Linked DNA regions of Mus musculus: regions 1, 2, 4, 5, 6 and 7 are each linked to region 3. Evidence: chromatin loops called from intact Hi-C (ENCODE). Cell type or tissue: heart. All regions are shown on one strand.

What was found. Peaks named below come from ENCODE experiments on the same cell type or tissue, not always from the same donor. Only the 100,000 strongest peaks of a DNase experiment are listed, where the experiment ranks them.
Region 1: a loop joins it to region 3, with 6 times the contacts of the local background. A loop is called at or near these places in 27 of 42 quality-filtered maps.
Region 2: a loop joins it to region 3, with 6 times the contacts of the local background. A loop is called at or near these places in 18 of 42 quality-filtered maps.
Region 4: a loop joins it to region 3, with 2.3 times the contacts of the local background. A loop is called at or near these places in 6 of 42 quality-filtered maps.
Region 5: it touches region 3 in a loop (7-fold over the local background); 33 of 42 quality-filtered maps call a loop at or near these places.
Region 6: it touches region 3 in a loop (4-fold over the local background); 5 of 42 quality-filtered maps call a loop at or near these places.
Region 7: it touches region 3 in a loop (3-fold over the local background); 3 of 42 quality-filtered maps call a loop at or near these places.

What each region holds. Positions count from the first base shown.
Region 1 is chr3:122,120,424-122,124,423 of GRCm38, forward strand. It overlaps Abca4 (ATP-binding cassette, sub-family A (ABC1), member 4), which reads left to right. Exons shown (of 50, transcript NM_007378.1): 19 at 1,208-1,382; 20 at 3,136-3,267. All of the region lies in intron 2 of Gm40138 (a long non-coding RNA gene), which reads right to left. Among named protein-coding and RNA genes, the nearest start is that of Gm40138, 4.0 kb to the right of the region's middle. In heart, a CTCF peak has its summit at 1,811 (motif pointing left); a DNase peak (open chromatin) is centred at 1,888; H3K4me3 peaks cover 738 bases; H3K27ac peaks cover 3,458 bases.
Region 2 is chr3:121,952,470-121,956,469 of GRCm38, forward strand. It overlaps a transcript of Arhgap29 not described here. Among named protein-coding and RNA genes, the nearest start is that of Arhgap29, 13 kb to the right of the region's middle. In heart, a CTCF peak has its summit at 1,647; DNase peaks (open chromatin) are centred at 752 and 1,352; H3K4me3 peaks cover 2,473 bases; H3K27ac peaks cover 1,573 bases.
Region 3 is chr3:121,883,376-121,887,375 of GRCm38, forward strand. No RefSeq gene overlaps it. Among named protein-coding and RNA genes, the nearest start is that of Gm34050, 18 kb to the right of the region's middle. In heart, no CTCF peak of the experiment used is centred here; DNase peaks (open chromatin) are centred at 1,706 and 2,636; H3K4me3 peaks cover 443 bases; H3K27ac peaks cover 1,837 bases.
Region 4 is chr3:122,243,814-122,247,813 of GRCm38, forward strand. It overlaps Gclm (glutamate-cysteine ligase, modifier subunit), which reads left to right and starts at 1,744. Exons shown (of 7, transcript NM_008129.4): 1 at 1,744-2,298. The coding sequence starts at 2,173. It overlaps Gm46822 (a long non-coding RNA gene), which reads right to left and starts at 559. Exons shown (of 6, transcript XR_001783970.1): 1 at 58-559. In heart, CTCF peaks have their summits at 1,625 (motif pointing right), 1,824 and 2,459; DNase peaks (open chromatin) are centred at 1,728 and 2,328; H3K4me3 peaks cover 2,817 bases; H3K27ac peaks cover 3,299 bases.
Region 5 is chr3:122,137,006-122,141,005 of GRCm38, forward strand. It overlaps Abca4 (ATP-binding cassette, sub-family A (ABC1), member 4), which reads left to right. Exons shown (of 50, transcript NM_007378.1): 28 at 1-100; 29 at 565-663; 30 at 1,419-1,605. Among named protein-coding and RNA genes, the nearest start is that of Gm40138, 13 kb to the left of the region's middle. In heart, no CTCF peak of the experiment used is centred here; a DNase peak (open chromatin) is centred at 3,996; H3K27ac peaks cover 1,455 bases; H3K27me3 peaks cover 905 bases.
Region 6 is chr3:122,466,180-122,470,179 of GRCm38, forward strand. All of the region lies in intron 3 of Bcar3 (breast cancer anti-estrogen resistance 3), which reads left to right. Among named protein-coding and RNA genes, the nearest start is that of Gm34349, 12 kb to the right of the region's middle. In heart, a CTCF peak has its summit at 2,030 (motif pointing left); no DNase peak of the experiment used is centred here; H3K27me3 peaks cover 2,777 bases.
Region 7 is chr3:121,776,617-121,780,616 of GRCm38, forward strand. Abcd3 (ATP-binding cassette, sub-family D (ALD), member 3) reads right to left here. Exons shown (of 23, transcript NM_008991.3): 9 at 2,939-3,081; 10 at 381-450. Among named protein-coding and RNA genes, the nearest start is that of Abcd3, 37 kb to the right of the region's middle. In heart, a CTCF peak has its summit at 1,598 (motif pointing right); no DNase peak of the experiment used is centred here.

The DNA of each region.
Region 1 (4,000 bases), 240 kb after region 3:
ACAATGACTTGGGTCACTGGGACTTGAAGCGGATATGAGCTACAAGGAAAGACAAAAATAAGTTCCGTAAGGGGAAAGAGCCTAGCAGAGCTGACTGCACTTCACTCAAGGTTTACAAACCCAGAGCCCATTCACTGCAAGCATCAAAAGCCTTTCCTGGTGGTGGAAGTTACCTAATCACGCCCGGGCTGATGGGCAGGGTACATAAGACTCCTTTCCCTGGCCTTTGCTGCTTTGTCCTCACTCTTGAACTAATTCTCCTAATGTTTCTCATCCCTGACTGTATGCATGGCTTGGGTTTAGAGAGGCACACAGACTCCGATTTAGCCTGATGTTGGCACGAGAGGGTCCAGCTTCTAGGCGCCCCTCAGGTACCACTTTGCAAAGCTGATGTTGGAGACCTGAATCCTCACAGAGCTGGTTTGCAGGCTAAAGTAACTCTAGAAGATCCTCCTCCCAGAGTGGTATGATAAGGTTCCATTTCAGCTTTAGTTGTGGCCAGGAGACACAGGCAGACAATGCAACGGGAGTTGGGGACAGAGCAAGGGACCATTAGTTAATTAGACTTAATACTCTGACAGTAATCTTGACTCTATAAGTGAACTTCGGAAAAGATGCTGTGGTGGGGGGTGGGGGGTCACGGGGAGGGGGAGAGTAGGTTGGTTGATACTGGAAAGGGCACGGAGCATGGGGAGGAAGGAGTTACGATGAGGAAGAGTAGGTTGTCCTGGCTTGAGGAGTCAGGGCTGGTGCCAGAAACCTATGAAGATCCGATAGACTGAGCCTTGAAGCAAAGACGGAACTCGGGGTTAACTCAATAATAGACAGGAGCTATTTCAGATGGGTATGGACCCTGGGCCCATACTTGCCACTTGTACACCATGTAGCCTTGATAGAACACTTGATGTCTCTCAGTCTTGGGCTTTCTAACCTATTGAAAAGAGCCTAGTTATATCTACCTATAGGACTATATGTGTGAAGTGAGGGATTTGTTGGGAAACATTGGAAACAGTGCCTAACTCACAGTAAGTGTGAAATCTATGGCCAGTGCAACTATGACTACTCCTGTTTTGATCTTCTTCACAAAGCTGCAGCCACATGGGCAGGTGAAGTTACAGCCAGAGCACAGGTCTGAAGGAAGCAGTGTGTTCATGAAGCACGGCGTCATTAACATGTGGTGTTTCTACAATGTGTTTTTCCCTCCAAGACTCCTTTTTTGAACGCGAGCTTCCAGGGCTGGTGCCTGGTGTGTGTGTGAAGAACCTGGTGAAGGTTTTTGAGCCCAGTGGCCGGCCAGCTGTGGACCGTCTGAACATCACTTTCTATGAGAACCAAATCACGGCGTTCCTGGGTCACAACGGAGCGGGAAAGACCACCACCTTGTGAGTTCTCTGCCAGAGAGGCTGTCTCCCATCCTATCATTCCCCGGCTTCATTCTCTCTCCCCAATAACTCCACTCTGTTCTTCCTTACTGAATTTCGGTGGAAACATATACACTCACACACACCTCCCACGGTGAGGATAAAAAGCCGTGGCTGCCCATGTCCCCGGGCTATTTTTATGTAGCACTCCGTTTCCTACCAATTAATAATTAGGATGCTTTAGTGCTGGTGTGGGACCTCTGATGGGATGGCTACCTTTCTGAGAAAGTGTAGGGAGAACAGTGAAGTAGACTCGCTGCCTGGCAGAAGGCCAAGGGCAGGAAGCTTTGAGGCTCTGGGTGGACTCCTCCATCCATCCTTTAGTTCTGGAAGGGGTGCGAGCGCCACCTGCTGAGAACAGGCAGTCAGGGCTCCGGTGCAGACCTCCGATGGGCCGATGGGCCGGTGGAGGAGGGGTAGGGGTCAACAAGCCATGTGACAGCAGCCATCAAATCCTTGGCTTGCAGAGCCCCGGGAAGGAACAGCAGTGTACACCCTGCTCCGGAATGTGCTCCCGGGCCTTTCAATGGGAATGGAATGCGGGGCTGGTGCCATTGGGCTTGGTACTGTTTCCCTCTAGTGGTTGATCAACATTTCAGCTTCGAAGTACAGGTTCAGATAGCATGCGATTTTATCAGAACTTGGGACAGAACTGGGCGTGGCATCCTAAGGCTATCTCCTTGCTAACTCACGTGGTGGGAGGACAGGAAACTCCATTCGAGACCCCAGGACCTCTAGAAGACAAACACATTACTTCACTCAGTGCAGAAACTAAACTTCCACTGGGGTCGGAACACAAGCGCTGTCCTAATGCTGGGAATAGCATAACATTTTAAGTTTCACTTTGTGCTGGGGCCTGTTTTTGTTTTGTTTTGTTTTTCAAGCATGTTCGATTCACTTAACTTAGACAACTACCCAAGCAGGTGGGAGACATGTTTTGTATAATTGAAGAAAGAAAAGAGAAATCACAACATTGTTCACATTTTTACATTTGGAATTCCCAAACGAATTTGTTTGTGTTAGCCAGTCAGCAGACAGGCTGCCCAGCTTCTCACTGGCATCAACTGAGCTTTGGAGAGTCACCAACCCTGCTTCTCCACTGTCAAGGGCTGCACGCCCAGGCAAAGCAGTGGGGCTGGGTCCTAAATCCCTTTAACTGACCACAACTGTGACTACGACAGTGGCCACAATGGCTGGCCACATCAATAGCCACGGAGCAACCACTATGACAGACCTTCACGGTGGACACTACCGCTGACCACAGAGTAAAACAACAGTGAACACTGTAGCTGACCACATCCGTGAATATCACTCTGACAGACAGTCATAATGGGCACCACAACTGACCACCACAGTGGCCATCCAGTGGGCACTACAACTGACCGCTGCAATGATGGCTGGGTGATGATGGGGTGGGGTGTCTGAGTCTGGGAATCCCCGAGGCTCTTGATACTGGCCCAGGAACACTTGGAAATAAAAAGTAGAGAAAGAAGGCCCTTGTGGTCTAGGCACTAGGACTTGAAGCAAGGCACTGGTGCTAAGTAAACCCTGTGTGGAAATGTTCTGGGCCCCTCAGCTACATCAGGTTTGAGTTTGATAGAGAGATAGGGCAGGTGTCACTACAAGCATCCTTCTGACCCTGTATGGGGTTACCCTCATCCCCTGGTGAGTTCTAACAACCATCTCTTCTGCCACTTAACCCTGTGTTCGGCAGGTCCATCCTGACAGGACTGTTGCCACCGACGTCAGGAACTGTGCTCATTGGGGGAAAAGACATTGAAACCAACCTGGATGTAGTACGGCAGAGCCTGGGCATGTGTCCACAACACAACATCCTGTTTCATCAGTAAGTGAGCTGGAGTTGAGATACTCCTGGGCAGGGGTGGGGCTCATTGGAAGAGCACTTGCCTGGCCCATCCATCACCCTGGGTTCTGCCCCCAGCACCACAGGAAAACAAAATATCTGTCAGAAACCCCTGTTGTATACTGGCTGGTTTCATGTCAACTTGACACAAGCTAGAGCCACTGGAGAAGAGGGAGCCTCACCTGAGAAAATGCCTCCGTAAGATCAGGCTACAGGCAAGCCTGTGGGGCATTTTATTCATTAGTGATCGATGGGAGAGGGAACAGCCCATTGTGGGTGGTGCCATCCCTGGGCTGGTGGTCCTGAGTTCTATAAGAAAGCAAGCTGAGCATGTGTCCTTCTTACCGGTTGGGACATCTTCTGGATATATGCCCAGGAGAGGTATTTCGGGATCTTCCGGTAGTACTATGTCCAATTTTCTGAGGAACCCCCAGACTGATTTCCAGAGTGGTTGTACAAGCTTGCAATCCCACCAACAATGGAAACAATCACCCATGGAAGGAGTTACAGAGACAAAGTTTGGAGCTGAGACAAAAGGATGGACCATCAAGAGACTGCCATATCCAGGGATCCATCCCATAATTAGCCTCCAAACGATGACATCATTGCATACACTAGCAAGCATTTGGTGCAAGGACCGTGATATAGCCGTCTCTTGTGAGACTAGGCCGGGGCCTAACAAACACAGAAGTGGATGCTCACAGTCAACTATTGG
Region 2 (4,000 bases), 69 kb after region 3:
GTTCTGTAAGTTTACCTGTTTGTCAATATCCAGGGAGAACTATGTCTCAGCATCAACAGCAGGAAAGACATTCTTGGTACAGGTAAGTGTAAGTTAAATGAGCAACAGTCTCTAACATTTCCCTCCCATATTTGATATATAACCTAACATCTAGCAACATGCTTTCTTGTTGCGTATCCCCACCAACCACGTTAATGGTCCTATTATCTGGAGCATTTGATGGTAAGAAGTATGTTGTATGATTAGAGGGATGGGTAGTTAATTAATACTTATCTAACACATCTATGTAGCCAGATACTGTGCATAATAGCTGATGTAATTAAGTAATTTCGTTTTCAGAAAATGACAGCTGAAGAAAGAAGAGTAGGAAAGTTTCAAAGTGAGAAAGGATGGAGGAGCAAGAAAGCCAATCAAACAAGCTCAAGACTAAAACCCTGACCGGAAAGTATTCACAGTACCCTCCTGAAAAATGGCAATTAAATCAGGACTGAGGAGTGGATCCCATATGGAGCTAAGAAAGAGTGCCAATTCCCTTGGTGGGTCCGATTGGCAACCAGTACCCTGGGACTTTGGGACCTTGGTCAGGTCAAGGCCCCTCTAAGAGGAATTGAGCACGCCTTGCCCCACCCGCACCTGTTATGGACCCGCCCCTTCAGCGGTGACCCCGCCTCCTAGGGCGCAGGCCAATGGGCTGGGCTCCAGAGGGCGGGCGGAGGAGGGCGTGAAGCGTGAGGCGTGGGGTGCGAGGCAGGGGGCGGGGCGTCGCGTCCGCGGCTGGCGCGGTCGTGGCGGTAGCTGCAGGGGCGGTGGCGGCGGCGGATCCTCGACCGGCGTCCTCAGGCCAGTCGTGGGGGATGGGGGCGGCGAGTTCCAGCCGGCTGACGGGGTGGCGGCCGTGAGCGTTAAGCGTCCGGGACGCGGGATGGAGCCCCACGGTGAGTTGAGGGGTGGCGGTTCGGGCTCCCGCCGTGCCTCGGGGCTGGCAGGCGCTTTGGGGGGTCGGGGGTCCGGGAGGCGCGGGGCGGTGGCGGTTGCGGGCAGGGCCCGGTACTCCGGACTTGAAATTCCCTCCACCCGTGAGAGTCAGGAGGCGACGAAGGGCTCTGAGGCGCGGGGAGGGACGTTGCGGACCCCGGTGCCCGTGCGGGGATCGGCGCCGTCGGTCCGTCCGGCAGCGGCTCGCGGGACTGACCGTCCTCCTCCAAGGTCTCGGCAGCGGGCGACCTGAAGCCCGGGGCCCTTTCCCAGCCACCTCTCCCGCCTGCCTGAGGCACTTGGGCTCCGAGAGCTTCCCCATCGCTTTTTCTTCCTCCGGTCTTCACGTCTGGGTTTCCTGCCGGGATGGCGTTAGGAAGTTTGGTGGGCGTTCTCACAAACTCCACTGTGACAGATGCAGAGGCTGGGGTACCGTGAGGAACTTTTCCGGCCCCGTCCTCACTTTTTCCTCTGGCATTTCTTGACCTGTTTGGCAGACACCCCCCTTCCCTCTGTTGCCCTGCCCCCCTTCCCAGGCGTTTCTGTCACTTTTCCTCCTTGCATTCCTTGGGCTCTGGTCGCCCTTTTTCCAGCTGTGGCCCTAGGGTAAACCGTGCGCTTTGCAGACTAGGAATTGATAAACTGAGAGATTACAGTTACCACCAGGGGAGCCTGTCCCTGAAAGTTTTATTGCTGAAAATGCCGCAGGACTTTGTCTTTGATGGAAACTGTTTCCACAAAACCAAGTTGCTCCAGGCTCCTGGTCTTGGAGCCTTTTTTTTGACAGTACCCCGAGTTTATCTCACTTTTTTTTTTTTTAAACCACTCTACGTCTGTGGCGATCAAGGATTGGGTTTCACACAGTGTTCTTTGGGGTCTTTAACATGTTCTGACACATAACATGTATCTTGAGGGGAGGGGAAATGTTATGCATTTTTCGAAAGTTCAAAGACCACAGTGGAGTTGGATCTGTTTACCTGTTTCTTTTCTCATTTGGGAATTCATGTTGCCGTCTCATTGAATTTGGGCAAAGGGTTACCTCTCTATGAAAAAGAGAATTCAGATTTAGATATGAAGGAATAGTTAAAAGGAATAAAACCCAACACAAGATTTAGGTCATTTTCTTCCGTGATTTCTTTAGGCAGTTTGCCAGAAGTGCCTACTTAGAAATGCTTCAAGTACTGTGCAAGTAAGGAGCCCTGACACTTAAGCCTCAATACCCATACAGAGCTTGTAGCTCTGGTCTCATGATTGGAGAAGCTTGAGAGTGAATGCCAGTAAGCTAGGCCCAGATAGAAAAGGTTTCAATCCCCAAATTAGCAGAAAGTGGAACTTCTGCTGAGAAGAAAACACTGGCACATATATATTGGCTGTTTAGTTCCATTTCTCTTAAAATAGAGCACAGATACCAGCATCTCTCCATTGTAAAGGCTGCTTTTACACAGAAAGCTTTGTGGAAGGGTTTTTTTTTTTTTTAAATCTTGTGACACTGAGAAAATACTCAGCATTCACTGAGAAAATTCAACGACATTCCATCATGCTAGATAGAGCCCTGTAGAACTTTTTCATTTATTGAGTAACAATAGACAATATGAAATAGAGCCCAAGGCATAAAGTTATGGATGCATTGAAAGAAAGAAGTATGTTGAATGTCCTATGGGAAAGTAGAGGGATGGTTAATTTTAGTGGAAAGAATGAACAGATTTCTTAGAAGAAGTATTTTCTGTGAGTTTGAAGACCCGGAGATTTGAGTTTTCAGTACATACAAAGTATTAGGACCCTTCTGGGCAGAATTGAAGGTTATCTCCACTACATACCAGGATGCCGCCGATCCAGTTCTGCTTTGGAGCATTCAGCGCTGTTTCCTTTGCTTGAGTAGGTTGTTGGTTTGTTTTTTCAATTTCCCACTCACCTCCTGTGTGATCACGAGTCACAAATATTTGTGGATAAAGAAACAAGGCCAGTCAGCAGATCATTCTGTTATAATAAAGATTTCAGTGGAGTATTAAGATTTTATTGTTTCTGTTTATTACTGGGATGATAAGGAAATGAGCCTGTTCCGAGTAGACATCGGGTGCAGCTACCTCCTTAGGTAATAAATAACCTTTCTCTTAAGACATGTCAGTGTGTCTTCTTGAGAAAGTTTTTAAATACCAGCCTCCCTTTTTGAGAGATAACGGACACTTAACATACTTTTGGGATGTTTATTTTATGTATATGTATGTGCCTGAGTGTGTGTTTGTGCACCACATGTGTGTGTGTGCAGGAGTCTGTGAAGGTTAAACAAGGTAACATATCGCCTGGAAGTGGAGTTACAGATGTGTGTGAGCCGCCATCTGGGACGCTGGGAACCAAACCCTGGTCCTCTTCAAGGGCAGTAAGTGCTCTTAACTGTTGAACCATCTCTTCAGCCCACTTAAAAGTACTAGGAAAAGGGTAAGCAGAGTTCCAGGAACTTTCAGACACACCATTATATAGGTTTGTTTACAGTTCACCTCTCAGGTTTTTGCTTAATGTGCTTGGTCCTGTGCATACCAGCTGGCTTCCAAAGGGAAACTGGGAAGCAGAGAATGAAAGGAAATATCAGAGTCAGACTGGTAGGGAGACTCATGAGATCCCCAAAATACCTGGTATAAACCAAAACAAAATAATTTTTAATATGGAAAATTTTCAAGCATGTATGAAAATAGACCAAATAATATAAAAAATTCCTCCATACCCAGCCTTAGCCTCCCAGTATATTGATTTATGACCATCCTTTCCTCCCAGTACCAGCGGTAGAACCTAGGACCTCAGGCATACTGGGCATGCTTTACTACTGAGCACTTCTAAGGTATATCTTTGATTTTGCTGAATTGCTAAATTGCTGAATTTATTATCCTGCAACTGAACTATCTAGGATTGTAGGCATGTATCACAAAGCCTGACCAGTCTTCTATTTTTTACCCCTCTTCATTCAATCCTTCATATTATTTGGACATAAACCATAGACATCATGTTATTTTATCCATAAATATTTAGCATA
Region 3 (4,000 bases):
GCAAGGATTGTAAGGGCTGGGGAGAGAAAGGACTCTCAACTGCACAGGGTTTTTGTCGCCATTTCATTGCCTGGCAAACTCTTATTCATCTTTCAATTAATTAACCCAGATTAATTGTAACCTTTACTTCAAACTCTCCTCCCACCTAGTTCCTCTTTCAGACTCCCTTATACACTCACTAACCCTCTCATTCTATCACTTGCTGTACAGAACACATTATAATTTCTCTGGTCTTACTACTGGACTACATAAGGAGGGTCTGGGGGAGGGGTCAACTTTCTATCCCTGGCATTTAAAACTGTGCCTGGGATATATATTAGATGACTGGGAAACATGCAATAAATGAACTATTATTGGTAATGACAAAGGGGGAATTGAGTAGAAGGGACAGCCAAGGGAGATAAAATATGAACCACACAGGTTGTATTGTTATAACAGGATTCCACATCAGCCCTGGTGAGGGTACTGTTGAAGGCTTTTAGAAGATGATGGATCTCAAAAGAAAAGGTAGAAATACTGAGGTAACACCAAACACTGAGAAGAAACTTAGAGAAGAGCAGGAGACATTTTTAGATGGGGCTGAAAGGCATAAGAAGAAGTGTCTTAATTTCCTGGGGACACTCATATTTCTTGGTGCAACCATAAAAGCCAGGGACACTCAGGATAGATTTTTGTACAGGAATCAGAGTGGTTGTGAGCGGCATGCTCCTAGCTGGAGAGGTGTGTCAGCAGGTGGGTTTGTGGCACTTTCTAGGCAGTGATCCTGTAACTTTGTAAAGACAGCTTTTCATGTTTGGACACACACACACACACACACCCCATTTTAGAACAATAAGGAAAGTGAAAGCTATATAAATTCTAACATTACTTTAACTTGCTCTTTATCCAACTGTTTCACGGTGTGTACCCTTTCTCAGGCTTCCCCATTGTCCTCTGCCTTGCATCCATCTAGCAATGGGGGAGGGGGCATTTGTTTGTTTGTTTGTTTATTCATGTTACATTCCGATTCCAGCCCCCTTCCTTCCTCTCCTCCTAGTCCCACCCTCCCTCCCACTTCTCCCATTCCCCTTCTAGAAAAAGGGAGCCCCACTCCCTGTACCAACCCACCCTGGCACATTAAGTCACTTTAGGACTAAACACATCTTCCACTGAGGTCAGAGATGGCAGCCGAGTTAGGGGAAAGAGATCCAAAGGCAGGTGACAGAGTCCAAGTCAGAGACAGACCCCTGCCCCAATTATTAGAGGACCCACTTGCTCTTTGGTTGGGGGTTCAGTCTCTGTGGACTGGGGAGGGGAGGGGGCATTTTTTGAGTGTTACGGAGGCATACTGTTAATTACTGGTTAGTGCACATGAGAGTCCCCAGAAACAAGAACCATCAGGCCTCGCATGTCAATAGTGTCAGGGTTGAGAAATCCTGCCAAGGTGGCACACGCCTTTAATCCCAGCACTTGGGAGGCAGAGGCAGGAGGGTTTCTGAGTTCGAGGCCAGCCTGGTCTACAGAGTGAGTTCCAGGACAGCCAGGGCTACACAGAGAAACCTTGTCTCGAAAATCCAAAATGAATGAATGAATGAATGAATCAATCAATCAAGGACACAGGGCAGGTGTTGGGCTGCCCTGGTTTAAGATTTTTGTGGGCGCTGCGTTTTTTCTCGCTGTTCTGCAATGTGCCAGAAGAGGGCGCTGGAAGATTTCTTTTAAGACTTTAACGAAACCACCGAGTTTGGTCTCGTGCGTTACACCAAAATATCCACAAGATGGCGCCAAAGGATTCCTTTTGAACACATAAGCGAGCCATTCCATCGCAGGTTTTTGTTATTGTTGTTTTGTTGTTGTTTTCCTTTTAAGGATACTAAAAACACTACAGCTACTCCATTTAGCATGAGCAGTTCATAAGGTCAACTGTAAACATTTCCGTTGAAACCTAGATCAAATCACTTTTTTCCTTTTCTACAACTAATCATAGGCATTAGAGAGAACAGTTTTCTGCTTTTATTAACTCAGTAAAGATGGACAGAAAGGGCCGGTAAGATGGTTCCGCAGGTTGAGCCAGCAGCCCTGTAAGCCCGACAACCCTGCATTTGATCTAGACACAAAAGAGAAGGAGAGAATCAACTCACACAGTTACCCTCTGACAACCAACAGTGTCCTGTGACACAAACGTGCCCTGCACCCCAGGATAAACATATGTATTTTTTTTTTAACGATTGAACAAAGATATGATGACAGTACACCAGTGGAGTATTAACAGCCCACCTTGTAGGGGGAAAAAATGGGATTCTTGGCATGTGCTTTAAAGAAACCTTGTGTTAAGGGGTGGTCATGAAGAAATCTGTCTTTCCTGGCTGTGGCTTCTTTTCCATTGCACCTGAGCAGTGGAGAGGTCAAACGGAAGTGAATGAAGCAGAGAAGCTTCCTTTAAGTCCTGGGCTGGCTACATTCAAAGGAAAGCTCACAGCAGGATCTTTACATACTAAATTACAAATAAGTGACTTAGATCAATCAGCAAACCTTTACGCCCATTGTTTCCCACCCTGAGGCTAATGCTGTGAGGTGGAGCCTCAGCAGCCTGCTGGCCTGCAGCGAACACTCACCCAAACCTCCTCCCAGAGAACACTCAGGCTGAGAGCCACTCAACGCACCAAGTGTGCAGAGCTGTGGGGATCATGAAGCCAGGTATGGTGGCTCATGACAGGCATTTGGGAAAAGAAACTTAGAGTTCAGGCCTAGCCTGGGCAGTATGGGGAAACCTCCTCTTAGACACTACTACACTACACACACACACACACACACACACACACACACACACACACACACACACGGCCGGGGGTTGGGGAGAACAACAGAGGAGAAAGGAATTCATAGTCTTTCAAGTGTTCCACTACAAATCCATTCAAATAGTAAGAATTCCTCGGAATTTCTTTTCAACCCGCACTTGGTCACATTTGTTGGTACGCATTTATCTATCCATCTATTAATAGCTATCTCTCTATGTATCTTGGCTCACTCTGTAGCCAAGGATGACCTTGGACGTCTCACTCCCCTGCTTCCTTCCACCTCTTGAGAGTCCCCGATCATAAGGCATGGTGACCAGTTTCCACCAAGCTGGGGCCCAGATGCAGAGCTTCATGCCCAGTAGGCGAGCACTCTCCCAACCGATCAACACCTGCCAGCCTTCACATCTGCATTTACGGAAAGAATAAATTTAAGGGTGACTTTGAAGTTTGAAAGAGCCCGGTTTCATCTCTTCCAAATTTGCTAGGAAATCTAGGGGGAAGGGGAAGAGAAAAGAAAGCAAGCGGAGGGGAGAGGAAGCCCCGTGACACGTGTACTTCTCAAATAACTCTACGGGTTTGTGTCTCTTACCTTTATTTGACAGATAGGTAAATGGAGAATTTGAGAAGTTAAACCGTTTTCAAGGTCACTCGACAAGTAAATGGAGGAACAAGCAATCAACTAGATAGCTTAGAAATGCCAAGTACGGGGAGTCTTAATCACACCGGGAACTAACCCAACGGACCATCCAAAACCTTGGCTGTTTATACTGCAGAGAGTTCCGCAGAGGACCATGTTGAAAACAGGTTAGGCACTCCCCCCCCCCCCCCCCCCCCCGGATTTCAACTGGCCGTGACCACAGAAGGTGCACACGGGACCCACGGAGCTTCTCGGCTCGCCCTGCGAAAGTGGTTCCAGGATGCTGGGCAGTTTTCAGACTCGTGTAGAAAATGAGCTTTCAGGCTTGTGTCCGTGCCCTGCTAGTGAGAACTGCCAGGCTTCTTCCAAGATGGTAGCTTCCCTCTTCTGTTTATTGATAGACCATAAAAAGAAAAGTGCTTGTGAGCAGCTTAAGTGCATGAACAATCTAATTAAAATAATTAAGGTAATAGCTTGTGGGAAAAAAAAAAAAAAAAGAGCAGTAAAGCTAATTATTCCAGAGTGGCTGTGTGGGAGGGGGAGAATTGCTGACATTCTTTAGGTCCCAGCAGCTGGGAAAGCTAAG
Region 4 (4,000 bases), 360 kb after region 3:
CCTGTAATATGAACCAGTAAAGAGTTTAAAATACAGCGCTTAGGTTCCTCCGCCCACCTGTCCGTTGGTTGTTTTAAAGTAGGTATTTGCATTCCACAGCCCAGGCTAACACTGGGTTCCTGATCCTCCCTCCGAGGATCCTGCCTCAGCCTGCCGAGTGGAGGAATTGTAGGCGCGTGCTACCACGTGTGGTCTCAAAGGGTCTACAAATGTACATCTCAGAAACAACGTGAAGTCCTCCGTGCACTCCTGAGTGTGCCAGCCTGTGATAGTCAGGTTATAACAGGAGAGAGTAGAATACAACAACAATTTTGAGGGCTAGGGATGCCCACTGTCAGAACGCATGTGTAAGCCTTCGACCCCAGCACCATAAATAGTAGTTCTCACTTACTGAACATTTATTATAAGCCAAGTACTGAACTAAGGACTCACCATACCTTCTCTTAGTAACTCATCACAACTACCTACCCAACGGCAGATCTGATGTCCTGTGGCCTCCAGGGGCCCTGAACGGTGCCCATAAACTCATGGAAGAAAACACACATACACACAAATAAACAATATTTTTGTATGTTTGTTTTGAGACAGAGTCTCTCTACCTAGCTCTGGCTGTCCTGGGACTCTCTATGTAGACCAGGCTGGCCATGAATTCACAGATTCACCTGCCTCTGCCTCCCAAGTGCTGGGATTAAAGGCGTGTGCCACCACCACCCGGCGACCACTAAGTTTTAACCAAATATTTACATGGACTTTTAAGAGAATATAATCAAAAGTCTAACAATGACCATAAAAAATTCATCAGAAGAATCAATTGTTTATATTTAAGTAAGGCCATGTGAGGGGCTGCTCCTGGGAAACCTCTTCTCCATGGATTCTTGCTCATTGGATGTGCACAAAGATGTACCCAACACCAGCCTCACTTTTTCTGGAACGATCTTCCAGCCTTTCCTATTTCTTAGTAGTTTACCAACTCAGATTCATGTTTCTTTTGAAAAGATTTTGCCGCCTTATAATGAAAATCTCACCTGGCTCTAACATACCTGACTGGTTTGTTAAAAAGTTTGTTTCCTGGGTAAAACTTTAATAAACGGTCAGTTTGCTATTATACCCAGCCATCTCCAGTGGGAATGGGGAAGAATCACGAACAACTTGTAAAAGTGTGAATCATAAAACGTTCTCTGTTACCATCTGTTCCTTATGCTTAACTGACCTGGAAACTAACTGCCCCGTGGTATTTTTATTGTTTAATGTTTCATGGGCTGAGGCCTTTCTCTCGAAGGATTAGGCTTCTGAAAGGGGAAAATTAAAGTTGTACTCTCTGGTTTCATACAGCACCAGCAAATAGGTAAATCAACACGCTGGAAGAAGAATGATCAGTTTGGGGGAAAGACTCTTGGGCAAAGCAAAGCAAAAGGAAAAAATAAAAATAAATTTAAAAAACAGAGCGGGGCGCGGGCAATGAGACACTCGCGCCATCGCATCAGCTCCTTAGACACAGAAGCAGGCACGCTCTCAAGGCCTGGGAGGATGGACCTCCGGCGGTCCTCTCGAAGAGGGCGTGTCCAGGGCCGCAGCGCGGGCGGCCATTGGCTGAGCGGCGCTCCCGGGCGCACCGTCAACTCTCACGAGGCGCTGGCGGCGTAGGCCGCGCGCCGCGCTCTGGCCGGCAGGGGGCGCACGTCCGCGCGCTGTTCTCCCCCGCGGCGCCGCCCGCTCCCGGCCGCCCGGCGCCACGCCCGCCGCAGGCCGAGGGCCAGTCACCCGCGGGCCTGCGCCCCGCCCCTGGCCCGCCGCGGGACGAGTAACGGTTACGAAGCACTTTCTCGGGTGAGGTTTCTGCTTAGTCATTGTCTTCCAGGAAACAGCTCCCTCGTTTCAGCGGCGGCGGCGGTGGCGGCCGCAGAAGCCGCAGCGACCGTCCGCGCCGGCGCCTCCCTCCCTTCCTTCCCTCCCTCCGGGACCGCCTCTCCGTCGCCGCCCGGCCTCCTCGGGCCCGAGCGCACACCGGGCTGTGGCCGCGCGGAGTCGGCAGCCTCGCGCTCTCCTCTGGGGCCTGGGGCACCGCCGCGCCCTGCGAGGCAGCCGTCTGCCCACTCGCCCGCCCGCCTGCCCGCCCGCTCGCCATCTCTCCGCGGCTCCGGCGCTACCCGGTCCCCTCCGGCGGCAGCTGCCATGGGCACCGACAGCCGCGCGGCCGGGGCGCTCCTGGCGCGGGCCAGCACCCTGCACCTGCAGACCGGGAACCTGCTCAACTGGGGCCGCCTGCGAAAAAAGTGCCCGTCCACGCACAGCGAGGAGGTGAGCACGGTGGGGGCCGAGGGTCTCCTCGAAGTGGGGACAAGCAGGGCTCTCCGGAGCTCGACCCGCTTCGGAGGTACCGAAGTGAGCTGGGTACTATCCCGGCTTGGCAGGTGCCACTGCGGGGCGAGGGGCGCCTCCGCCGGTCGGAGTTGATCGCACAACTCTTGAGGGCCACCGGGTCCCCTGTCTGGCTGGACAGAGCCACTGCAGCCCCGCGTCTTCATCTTCCGTCCCTCTCCCTTAGCCAAGGTAAAGGAAAGATAAAGGTTTAGTGTTTGGTAGATGGACTAACAATAGGTTTAACTTTGATATTGTTGACATTGCTTTCTCTATTGTACTGAATTTGGATTTGGGACAAATAACTTACTGGATGTTAACATTGTATTTGCTTCAAAACCATTAAAGAGGGGCAGGTGGTACACGCCTTTAATCCCGGCCCCTAGGGAGGCAATAGCAGTAGGATCTCTGAGTTCGAGGTCAGCCTGGTTTGTATATTGAACTCCAGGACAGCTAGGGCTACCCAGTGTCAGCCCCAACCCCCACGCCCCCAAAAAACCTAATGTGTAGTTGGAAGTGACAGATTAATCTAGAATTAAAATGTGTTATATTTGTGTTAATGGCCCATTCCTGAGCCAGTGGTTCTCCATGGACCGTGCAACTCATTGCAGAGGCGTATTGATAATATGGAACATGTATACTACTTAAAACAACAAAACAAGACAGATGTGCAATTATGTGTGGGGAGTAATAAGCTGGGTATGGTGGTGGGCTCTTCTAATACGCAGCCTCAGTGGGCTAAGGCAATAGAATGTAGAATTCGAGGCCAGCCTGGGCTACCATGTGATGAGGTCCTGGCTCAAAAAATAAATAAGATAAATGGAAACATTTTAAAAAAGAAACAGTTACACCTAGGAGCTATTTGACTTTGAGACTGTTTTCCCGGCTATAACTTTAACCTTGAGTAATATTCTCTCATCAAGTAGTTGTGGTAAGGAAAAGATGGGGTATGAAAATACTCTGCACACAACATGCTTGTTATCAACTGGATCATCAGAAAGGTAAACAAATCCTGGTTAAAGGCTACATTTCCTAAGTTAGGTCATATTGTAAGGTCGGTCTCAGTGGTCAGAGACAGACGGGCTTCTGCTCTTTTAGTGAGGCAGGCTCTACAAGAGCGCCTGGACTCCTTCGTTGTAAGTTGAGAGCCTTCACTGGTCAGATTGGGGAACCAGCTCCCTAGCCCAGCCTGTGCTCAGCTTCCAGCTGAGTTGGGCCGCTGTTTGAACTGCCCACTTGGCCTGTTTCTCTCAAAGGTGTCTCTGCATCTTGGCTTAGAGCCGTAGCTCCTCCCGGCACTGGGTTCAGTGTACCCTTTGCACCTTATCTCTCCACAACACACTGCAGTAGCTTGCAACGTTTGTTTGTTTTTAATGTTCTTATTCTTTGAGAATTTCAGTGCATTTTTCAACCATCATCATCAGAGAAGCGGTCAATGTTTTTTGACGGAAAATATTGCATTTTTTCATTCAGTTCACACGCTTCTGTTTCTCTTGTGTGTGTGTTTCAACATATTAGAAACAGGCTGCATAGAAAGGATATTACTAACCCTTGCATACTATGTGGGAGATGTTTTTTCTATCCTGTTGCACTTTGTAAACAATTGACTTTTTAAGCTGGGTATGGTGGCCAGGCCTTTGAT
Region 5 (4,000 bases), 250 kb after region 3:
TCTTGGCTCTGATGCTTTCAATCATTGTGCCTCCGTTTGGTGAATTTCCAGCTTTGACTCTTCATCCCTGGATGTATGGGCATCAATATACCTTCTTCAGGTGCGTAGATTCATCCCAGGAATCATTATTATCCCTTAACATGTGATATGCCTGGACTGTATGCCTGCTAGAAGGGTCCTGATCTCCCTACTTCCCTGGAATCTTCTCCAAGGTGGAAAGAGTCTTGGTGGAGCTCTTAAAGGGGAAGCTAATGTAGTAGCTACTGCTTAGCAATCTGGTACCCAGTGGAAGGCAGGAGGGTAAGGAATGAGGATGGGAAGCCTGGGAAAGGGGGTTGAAGCTCCATCTTTTTGAGGCACAGATGATTTGCTATCAGACGTCTAGGTGTGTGTGGTAGGCTACCCCACTTCCAGGAGCCCCACAACCATTCTAAGTCGGTGTTCAGTGCCTCACAAGCATGCCTGACATGGAATACACATTCAGCAAACGCTTACGTACATGTTAGCGTGCTTTGTGCGTTCTGTCCCAGTCTGACTACCAGGTGAGCCTCTCTGTCTTTCTAGCATGGACGAACCCAACAATGAACACCTTGAAGTACTGGCAGATGTCCTTCTGAACAGGCCAGGCTTTGGCAACCGTTGTCTAAAGGAAGAGTGGCTTCCGTAAGTCCCAAGCTAACACCAACAGCTCCCCTAGGAGACCCAAAAGCCAACTAGGAAGTGTCGGGAAAGACCCCTCAATCCTGCTCTGTGGTATCTGGGTCATGACCGTGTGTCTGATAGGCTCTTACCCAGTTTCTCCTCTGGTGCTAGGAAGCCTCCATCCTTGACAGCTCTGTGTCTTAATGTAGAAGTATTCTATTGTTTGACTGTATTTGCCCAAACTCATTTGGGGAAAAAAAAAAAAACCCAAACAACTAAACAGGGATGGAGAAGATGAAGGATGTGATGTTATATAATTGGACCTTAAATGGCAGGAATTACTTCTATGGCCAGCTCTCCATCATTGTTGTAACTCTGGAAAAGAGAGTTGTGGAAGATGGTTGAAATCCACCAGGAGTTCAGAGCTTGGTATATTGTAGCACCTTTTCTCATCCAATCCTCCCCAAAGCTACCGCTAAAGAGTAACATGGACACACTTCAGAATCTCCTGTTATTTTTTTTCCATCTCTCAACAGCAAGAGCTACTAGTCATGAAAAAAAAAAAAAGTCCACAGATTAGTCCCTAGCCCATGCTCTGTTAGCCTGGCTGCAGTTCTGATAGTCCTTAAGTAGACTCTAATCCCCGAGAGGGAAATTCCTGACTTCAAGGAAGAGAAAGGCAGAGGAAGAGATAGCCACCAGCTATTCCCTTTTCCCAGCAGGGAGGGGATTAAGCAGTGGGGTTGACTGTGGGATATTTTCTCATTTTCCATGAGGGAGTACCCATGCATTAATGCAACCTCCTGGAAGACGCCCTCCGTGTCCCCGAACATCACCCACCTGTTCCAGAAGCAGAAATGGACAGCAGCCCACCCCTCTCCCTCCTGCAAGTGCAGCACCAGAGAGAAGCTCACCATGTTGCCCGAGTGCCCCGAGGGTGCTGGAGGGCTCCCACCCCCACAGGTACCTGCCCCATCTTAACAACTGCAGACGATTCCTGTGTTTCAATTGATTTCAAATTATTTCCCATGGTTGATCGTTCCGATTTAAATTCTTTTTTCTCTCCGTGTTAAATAATGTTGTGATGTATGGTCAAGTGTTAAAATATTTGCATATGGGTTAACAGCTTTAATTAAGCTTACGGTGGAGGCTTTGGTGGAGCTCGGTGGAGGACTGTCAGTGATGAGGCCCTGGGTTTGATACTCATCACAAGAAGGGAAACAGGTATGCTGGCCTGTGTACCAGACGCTATCTGTGGAGATCTTCGGAGTTCTGGCCCAGCTGGAGCAGCCAAGGAGTTGTGCTTTCCAAAGAGAAGAGAGGAGGGCTAGGGTGGAATAGGGCAGGAAGGATGGGAAATAAGCTATGTGCCTAAGGATTATGTACATAACACACATGAACACACACAGCCAGCAACTTATCATTTTCAAGAGTGGTATTGATGATACCTGAGCAGTGCTTTGTTTAGAGCTCTATGCTATAGACAAATCCCCATGGAGGCTTTAGGGAGTGCCTTCAAGGGCAGGAGAGCCTGGCTTTTTCTCTGATTGGTTACTTGTACAGAGCCTGCCTTGGATGGTTTCTCTTATTATTTCTCAATGAGTGGATGATTCCCAGAGTCCATGTGTTGTAAGAGAAGGGTTCAGGCATGGGAGTTAGGGAAGCATGGTTTGTTTCTTAGCCTCTAAGCCTTCTTCATTTTCTTTCCTGGTGTTGAGAAGAGCAACACCTAATTATAGCATTATCATGAGAATTCAAAAAAATAATGTGGTCATGAACTATGTAGGACTAGAGGCAGCTCAAATGATGGCAATCCTAACCTAACCGTGGCTGAGCCAGGATGCAGGTTGCCTCTCAGCTGTGTGAAAGTTAACATGGGTGGCTATGAAGTTCTTTTCTGTTGTCCTGAGCCCCACAGGTCTCCAACTCTCCAGGTAGAGTGTGGGAAATGATCTTGTTAGGCAGTAGAGTAGATGGAATGAAGAAAAAGACGCAGCAGATGGTTCAGGTGTGTGCAGGGAAGACTTCCAGAGTGACTGCATAACCCTTCCACTTAGCTGTCACAGACAGCACCCATCATCAACAGAGACTGGGGGCTGTCACCTGATTTCTGCATAGTCTGTGCCCGTGGGGAAAGCCACAACAATAGCATCAGGAAGAAGACATAATGAGACAACTAAATTTACCATAGCATGTATCACAGCTGCTGGCTCATAAGGAAGGGGTCCTGGGTCAATCCTGCTCTTTATATTGCTCAGGCAATAGATTGTCCCTTTGGGTGACAGCTACATTGCCACATTGCAGATATCCCTGACTCCCTAGGATCTGGGCTGAGAAAGGAAACCATCAGACCTCCATGCACAGGAATTCATTTCCTAAATGAATTCTAACCTCACAGCTGCCTGTCTCACTTAGAAACTTACCTTCAGAGCACCTTTGGCCTATGGTCCTTAGGAAGATGCTCGAAGTCCTAGAAGAGGCAGAGCAAGTCTGCAAGTGTATGTCACCCCTGCCTTTCCTCATTAGCAGTCACATCTCCTGAGCAAAACTGAATGTCCCATCTCTGTAATAGACACCTCTCCTGTACAAAAAAGTGCATGCACATGCTTATACACATATGTACACATAGATATACATGTGTTCGCATCCACTCACCCTCGTTTAGCACCTTCCCTCTTAGCCAGGAGTAAGAGCAGAAGGAAAGAGCTAGTCCAGAGGAGGTGAAGGAAAAGTGAGAGAGGCAATGACTCTGAGAGTCAGAGCTACAGATGTCCCTTCCTGCTCCAACATTTCTTCAACGGGGTCTTGATATGGATGCGCCCCAACCCTGACTTCTACTCTACACAGAGATAAAGCGGGAATGTTATGTCTGGTAGACGTTTTAGAAAACAATTCCTCACAAACTTTCTCAGGCATCTGCAATTGTTGCAGCCTGCTACCCTGGTACTCAGGCCAATTTGAGAAACAGGTAATAGACGCACGTACGGTCAGATGCAGGATCTGATCTTAGCCCAGCCACACGCAAGCTGGTCCACTTTTCTTAGCTTCCCTTTCTTGGTAAAGTTGGCTTTTGTGAAAGCAGCAGGGGTGGGATCACACTTGCAGAGCCCCTACCACAGTCCCCGGCACACTGCGGCCACTCAGGGGCTGCCACTTGACCTAGTGGAGGATTAGATGAACGCGTGAGCACATGGGGGAGGGGAGGGCTCTAGAAAACAGGAAAAATAACTTCATTTTGATGGTGGTTTAATACCACCTAGAATCCTGTCAGCCACTTCTGTGTGGCAATCTACACAGTGGATGCTTTTCCCCAAGGTCCTGGACTGACTGACCTACGACATCCACTAACGCAAGAAAC
Region 6 (4,000 bases), 580 kb after region 3:
TTAGCACTTCTAAGTACATCCAAAGAGGCCAGGAGTTCAGCCTTGGAGTTGTTTGCTATTAAACTCTACCCTCTAGTGGTCACTCCATGTCACAGCAATGCAGCATTTGGCTATAGCTGTTTCTGGACACTATGGGAGCTTTTAAGATGAAGTGTAATAACATAGCACATTATAGTTCAACTTCAGAAAGAGGGCCTGGGTTGGCTCCATTCAAGGTGTGTGAAGTCATGGAGCCTTTTGTCACTAGCGTATTGTCTGCGTTGTTTGGGTGGAGCCGATTAGGGTTGGCCTGAAGTTTTACGCACATTAAACTTTCCTTGGCTAGACTTGCATTTACATTGTGATCTGACAGTTGATAAGACTGACGCTTTGTCAGGAAGGGTGCTTGATTTAGCAAGGCAGAAAATAGCTATCAGTACTTTGAAGACTGATAGAGAATTTTCCACCCCTGTGGACAGTGGGTGCGCTCAGCCTGGCAGGAGCAGGAGAGAGTAACTGGAAGCCATGTTACGCAGAGATTTCTTGAGCTGGGGAGCTGGGGAATCCATGTTGTTGGGAAATTCTGAGAAGACGCTCACACAGAAGGAATTTTATTTATCTATTATCAAAACAATATATCATCAAATACTTCTTTGTGACTTGTCTTGTTGGCTATGCGTTACTCTGTGCTGAACGCACGAGCCGGATCTTCCTTTGGTGCAGGGTAAGTGTCCAGTGTCCAGAATGCGAATATCTGCGATCCGGCACGTGCTTCCTAACCTGCAACCTTTCCGATCATCAACTTAGAGCCGCAATAGGAGCATCCATACCATGCAGCTTTGTTTCATAAGCAAAGTTATTAAAATATTGCATAAATTATCTTCGGTCCATGCATATAGAATATTATTTGGGGCATAAATTAATTTCATGCTTAAACTTTGCACTCCTAAGATCTCTAACTCTTTTTTTTTCCCTTTCTCTCTATATGTATTTATGTGTGTGTGTGTGCAGGTTTTTTAAAAATCTGAAGTCTAAAACATTCAAGTATTTCAGATATCAGATACGCAACCTGAATTTCTTTATAAGAAAATGTCCTTATGACATTTGGGCTTTCCCAGTCCCCTCTTGTTTAAAACAGCACATAGTCGTTTCATAGCCTGCATTATCTGCCACTTGTCAACTCTCTAAGGGTTGGGATACAACACTGAACAAATTCCTGGACCTTCTATTCTGGAGGTGGCATACGGGGTGACCGTAGGAAGGACAACCAAGTTAAGGGGGGAAGGTTTAGCAGGGAGGGAGCTGGGAGATGTTAGCATAAAGGAGCTGGGCAGAGAATGGGACTTTAGTGTGGAAGGGCCAGGCAGCGGAGGAGGTCAAAACGGTAAAATGAAGCAATGGGGGTCAGAGCACACCTCTGCTCTGGGAGAACAGTAGGGAGGCCACCAGGCCTGCTGAGAGCAGCAAAGTAAGCTGCTATGGGGTCCAGCCACTGACAGAGAGCTGGAAGAAGGTGATTGGGCAGGTTGCACAGGGCCTGCACCTCAGGGGAAGGACTGGAATCTCTACAGTTGCCTGGGGTTCACTTTGGATTCCTTGTTGCTAGGGGACAGAAAGGAAAAGAAAGGGCAGGAGGGAGGAGGGGTGTGTGCACACAATGCACACGAGTGTTCAGGTGATAGGGGCTGGGGGTTTGGACCTGCCAGGTAGCTGGGGGAAGACGGGGAATTGGATGAGTAACTCGAAGGTAGAGCTAGATTACCTGGTGGACTGGCTGTGAGGGGAGAGGGGAGAGGGGTCAGAGCACTGGAAGAGCAGTGAGGTCACAGTTGAGAAGAATGGGGGGGGGAGTGTATTCTTCCGTGAATTTCAGGTAAGATAAACCCCTGGGGACTGGAGGCGTGGACCAGTGGTTAAGAACAGTTGTTGCTCTCCTAGGGGACCTGGGTTCTCTTCCCAGCACTCACACCAGACAGCTCACACCTGCCTATAAATCCAGTTTCAGGGACTCTGATGCCCTCTTCTGACCCCCATGAACACTGCCATCTAGTGGCAGAATGGCTAAGTGTGAATAACATTTGAGTCAAAATAAATTCTCCTGGCAATTAAAGGGATGTTTCTGTTTTGTTTTGCTTTTTGCTTTTCACATTTCTCTCAGTTTACACATTTTTCTCTAATATACATATAATACTCATATAAAAAAAAACACTCCACCCCAACCCTCCTTTGGTTTTTAGTGTCAAGGTTTCTCTGTGTAGTCCTGGCTGTCCTAGAACTCACTGTTGACCAGGCTGGCCTTGAATTTAGAGACCTGCCTGCCTCTGCCTCCTGACTGCTGGGGTTAAAGGCATGTATATTACTGCCGCCGCCACCACCATGCTAAAACACTTCCTTTTTTATACCATAGTTCACTGCATGGATACACTAAAAATTTGTGGGTTGATCCAAATTATCTCAAACAAACTATAAATATATTAGAGAAAAATTCCTAAACTTCTAGTGTCAAGACCTTTTTACATTGTTAAAAATTGAGAGTCCTTTTTTTTTTTTTTTTTTTTTTTTTTTTTTTTTTTGGTGTTTTTGAGACAGGGTTTCTCTGTGTAGCCCTGACTGTCCTGGAACTCACTTTGTAGACCAGGCTGGCCTCGAACTCAGAAATCCGCCTGCCTCTGCCTCCCGAGTGCTGGGATTAAAGGCGTGCGCCACCACGCCCGGCTGAGACTCCTTTTTAAAAAATCCTTTAGTTATATGAGCTATAACTATTAATAATCATTGTGTTGGAGATTAAAATGAAGAAATTACTTGCATGTGTGTGTGTGGTACACGCATGTCCACATATATGTGGTTCATATGTCTCTGGTGATATGTGTTCTATGTGTTTGTGTGTGTGTGTGGTACATGCATGTCCACATGTGTGGGGTTCATATGTCTCTGGTGATATGTGGTGTGTATGTATGTGTGTGTATGTGTGTGTGTATGTATGTGTGTATGTGTGTGTGTGTATGTATGTGTGTGTATGTGTGTGTATGTGTGTATGTGTTATATGTATATGCACTTGTAGAGGCTCAAGGTACATATTGAATGTCTTCCTAGATTTCCCCCCACGTTACATATGGAAGCAGGATCTCTTGGTGAACCGGTTTGGCTAGTCTGGCTGGCCAATTTACCCCAGGGACCCCCAGCCTCTTGGATTATAGGCAGGCTGCTGTGTACAGCCAGCTTTTACATGGGTTCTGTGGTTGACCTCTGTGGTAACCCCCAGCCAACAATGGGAGGATTTTAAACATGTTCTTTATTCTATTTTTTGACATTTTATGTTTCCTTAGTGTGTTCATTTAAAATGAACGGTGCATAAATATGAAGTGCATATTTTTATGAAAAGATGGTCATTTTTCCAAGACAAACCCATCCAGGGGTAAGGACACATTGCTTTACCGTTTTGCAAGTCTCTTTACTGTCTGGCCGAAGAGAGCACAACTTCTCTTGGGTGTGCTTTTGGCGGTCAGTTTACTGGATCGTTTTGGTTAGATGCCTAAGAGACCCAGCTTCCACTGGTATGTGGTTTAAAAGGGCAGAAGTACTTTAGTAAGCAACTGTGTAAGATAATTACTGCTATCCTGCATGCTAATCTAGACCTTGGAGGGTGCCTCACCTGAGAGGTTAGACTCTGAAACCTCACCCGGCATCCTTTCTTCTCCGGTCTTTAAGGTCCATCTGTCTGTCTTGCAGTTTGAGTAGTGCTGTCGTGTGTAGGATATTTGAAGAATGTTGGTTCAAGGAGTTAGGTGGATCTCTCAAATGTTCACATGTCTCTTTGTATCCAATCAAAATGAGTTAGCCAATAGTCATCACTAATCTTCCCAGAAAAGTCATGAACGTGTAGATAAGCTATGAACTTCTTGGTGGTGAATACAAGTCCTTCAAAAATCCTAGTGTTCGACCGACAGCTCAAATCTTTGCTTTGGTAACAGACACTATTGGTTGTTTTCTTTGAAGAAACCACTCTGTTCATCCCTACCCC
Region 7 (4,000 bases), 110 kb before region 3:
CACTCATGTATGTATTGTATATCCAACAGAGACTACATGGTCAGGAAACTTAAAATGCAAATATGTACATACTATCCCGTCCTTCACAGAAAAATCTTGCTAACCTTACTCTACAAAAGTCTCCACTGATCTGTAAGGACCATTAAATCAAAAACCCAACGAGAGTTCTATAGCAAACACTACAAAAATGAACAAGATATTTTAGTAAATAAATCTATTTTATAAGTGGAGAATTTAATGCTAATGTAATAGTTTTTAAACTCATTTTTAGTTTAAAACACAGTATAAAGATTTGCTATTTAAAATATATCTTTAGCATTATTCATCCACATGTAAAGGCAGAGAAACCCGCGTGGCCGCCCGTCCAGTGTTTATCTTACCAGTTTTCGGAAGACTGAGTGGATTGTCTGCTTCTCCCGTTTATTCCCATTGTAAAAGGCAATTTCTTCACTATTAGAGAAAATAATTTAGCAATTAATGTCAATGCTGTCTCACCCTGACATGTAAGTGAAACACAGTATTCAATGAGTGAACCTGTGCATATGAGTGGGCATCTTGGGCCAGTGTAATGGCTCAGGGGTAAGATGCAAGCCTGCCAACCTGAGGTCACTTGTCTAAGCCTACAGTAGACTGGGAGGAAAAACTAACTCCACGAATCTGTCCTCTGACCACCAAAACCACTCAGTAGCAGGCCCTCCTCAATAATAAAAAAACCAAGAGAATGATAAATGAACATCTTGTTACTAAGAGAGTATCTGGCACAGGCCAAGCCAGGGAGTGTGATCAAGTTCCTAGCTAAGTTTAGAGGAGGGCAAGAGTACACAACTGAGTGTATCACAAACTGGACTACAACCTACCTGTATATAACCTGGCTGTTAAAGACACAGTGAACAAATATTCACAAACTGTAAATAAGGCAGATTATATAGAAAGAAAGATTAGGCTGAGACAGACATTATAGAGCATGAGTTAAATTACAGACCTAAACCAGATAAAGAGGGAGAAAATAACAGAAAAATACAAGAAATGATGCTTTGCCCCACAGCTTGTGACAGTGCTGCCATGCCACCAGGTCTAAACGCACCAAAGCTGTTCTTATCCCAGCACCACAGTAGTCCTCACAACGATGTCCCCCGAGAGCAGGAATGGGCCCTCAGGGCCACAAAGATCATCAGTGGGAAAACAGTGCCATACAGATGAAGAAAGCTCAAATGTAATTTATGTAAATTCTTTAAATTCACATAACAAGCAAAGTTCAGAATCTAAAATTATCGCTCCTGTCTAACCTAAAGTTTATAGTCTCTCTGTCCTGTAAGTAAGATGAAAACTGCCCAAGCAACGTACTTACAGAGTTACAGATGGCCGTGAGCCATCATGTGGTTACTAAGGAATTGGATCCAGATGCTCTGAACTGCAGGGCCATCTGTCTAGCCCCCACAACGTACTTCTTAAAACACCAGAAAGTGTGTAAAGTATCTATATAGAAGCCTAGACACCACAGCTTAGACACATTAAGGATGTATGTGGGCGCTTGTGAAAGGGCTAGGCAGCACTGCAATGCAGGCCTGACAAACCCAGTTCCATCCCAGAACTCCACAAGGTGGCAGGAGAGAGCTGAGCCCTCCACATGGGCACCATTGTGCCGGGTGCACCCGAAATATAATCAAAGTGCATACATAAAACCTCAGTACACTAAGGCAGGAGAATCGCAAGTTCAAAGCCAGCCTGGGTTACATAATAAGACAAAGAAAGAAAGAGTAAGACCCAGGAAAGAGTAGGATGGTGGAAAAAGAGAAGAGGGAAGAGGGGAGGGTCTCTTAAAGAAACAGCAAGAAGCAGTTTCTTCTTTTTGTTTTTGGTGGTGAAGGTTGCTGCCATTCTGTGATCTCAAGAGTTAACCAGAGGAAAGAGATGGTTACAGGGTAGAGCCAAGAGAATACCAGCAGGAGCCACAGCTCCAATCCTGCTGTGCCATCTGCACTGTCCTAAGGGTCCTTACATGACACAGCCAATGCCTCCACTATGGGAACGTGCCGTTTTCTAGTAAAAGCATACCACAAACACCTTTTCCCTAATTACAGCCACTATGCCCCTGCCTCCCTAGAGCATGAAACTCTACATAAAAAAATCAATATAAGGAAGGAAAGGTGAACTATGAAAAGAATGACCCCCTAAGTAATTCCGTGGCTTCCTACAGAGCAGCCTACACAGTGCTACAGTAAGTACTAGGACCCTCAAAATTGACTTAAAGTTGGCAGTTAGGCACAGAAACTTTACAGAGCACCTTAGCTACTGATGAAAACCTGAGCCAGGGCATGCACAGAGTTCATCATCGTAACAATTCATTGTCCATCTACAAGAAAAGCAGCTACGGATAAGTTGCTAAAATCAGTTTATAATGCATAGGTAGACACAGAAACGAAAACGGATGGCTTCAACGGCTGCATTTCTTTCTTCCTATTTCAGATCTCAAAACTGTCCAGAACGCAGTTCTGGCCTGCATTCGAGAGGTCCTAAGGCTCAGTGCCCAGAACTCCTTCTCCCCACACAACAACTGTCTGGAAAGACAGAATTACTGAACACTGCAAAACAGTCACAACCTAAAATGTCTGTGGATAACTTAAGGCAGAAGTTTCACTGAATACATACAAAAATGTGAATACTATCAAGACTAAATTTTAAAATAAAATTCACAGAAAATCAGTCAATAAAAAGCATGAAGAGGTAAATCAAGGAAACTACACAGCCAATAAAGAGGACTTGAAGCATGCAGGATTTCTACTTTATAAAACTAACATTCTTCATAATGCTTATTTCCAAAACAAGTAAAAGTCCACACTATTTAGTACCTATATTGCTAGAATCTCAAGTCACTATAAATGACATCAATATCCACAAAAATAAAATTTCATTATTATTCTAAAATGTTTCTCCTTACCTATTAGTGATAAGCCGTGAATTCACGTATCTGTATTCTCCTTCGTACTTCTGCTCCATAATTGTCATCTTACCAATGGGTCTTCTGAGTCGAGTTAGGAATAGCCCAGAAACAAGCAAGTAGGCCATCATGCTTGCCGGGCCCTGCGATGAATGAAGGAGAATGATGCACAGTACTCAAAGGCACAGTAATAAAATCTACGTGCAGGTCTGTAAGTAACTGAACCCAGAGAGGCTGAGCTTTGCTTGTTCCTCTCTCTTTTTCTTTCTTCCTGGAAGATCACATGCTAGTCTCTACACTTCTTCTACTGTCATCCCCCAACTCCTATAGCTCTGTCCCCAACAACTGACCACCTAACTTCTAGTGGACTTTACCTTCTGTTACCTAACACTCTTCCACTGGAACCCAACTTAGTGTTCTCTCTCTAGTCCACAACAACTCTCAGAGCTATTTTACACTCTTTGAATGTTAGCAGTCCTCTAGGTTCCTTCCTTAGCTCGTCTCATCCTAAACTTACACTTCCAGTCTCATCAGTTTTGGATACAATGTATCACTGCCAAGTATGTAGCGTGCACCCTCACCCCAGCATCTACAGGTGTCTCAAGGGCAATCCGTACACAAGCTATCAGCTCGCCTTGCTGTAAACTATACTTCTGTCTTCTATACATTGTAACTCCATAAATGACCCCACAGCCACTGGCCATCTTAAGAAGCTTCGATGAGTCCCCAAAACACCCTTAATTTCTACATACCTCTCATACTCTGCCCCAATCAAAACTGTTTACCTGAACATGCCATTCAATTGGGGCTGTTCTTACATCTGACAAGTTTAACATCTAATGGACATCCAAGAATCTCCTCAAAACAGTTCAGTCAGCTTCAATTCTTCCAGGCACTAAACACTTTCGTGAAGCATCCACTAGTGGACATTTCATGCTTCATTCTAACTGCCAGAACAACTGCTTTAAACATTGAAATCTCCCTTCTGACTCACCTTTTATGGCTAGTACAATGTATATGAATATATGTGCCAATATTTTTCAAAATTGTATTAGACTGATC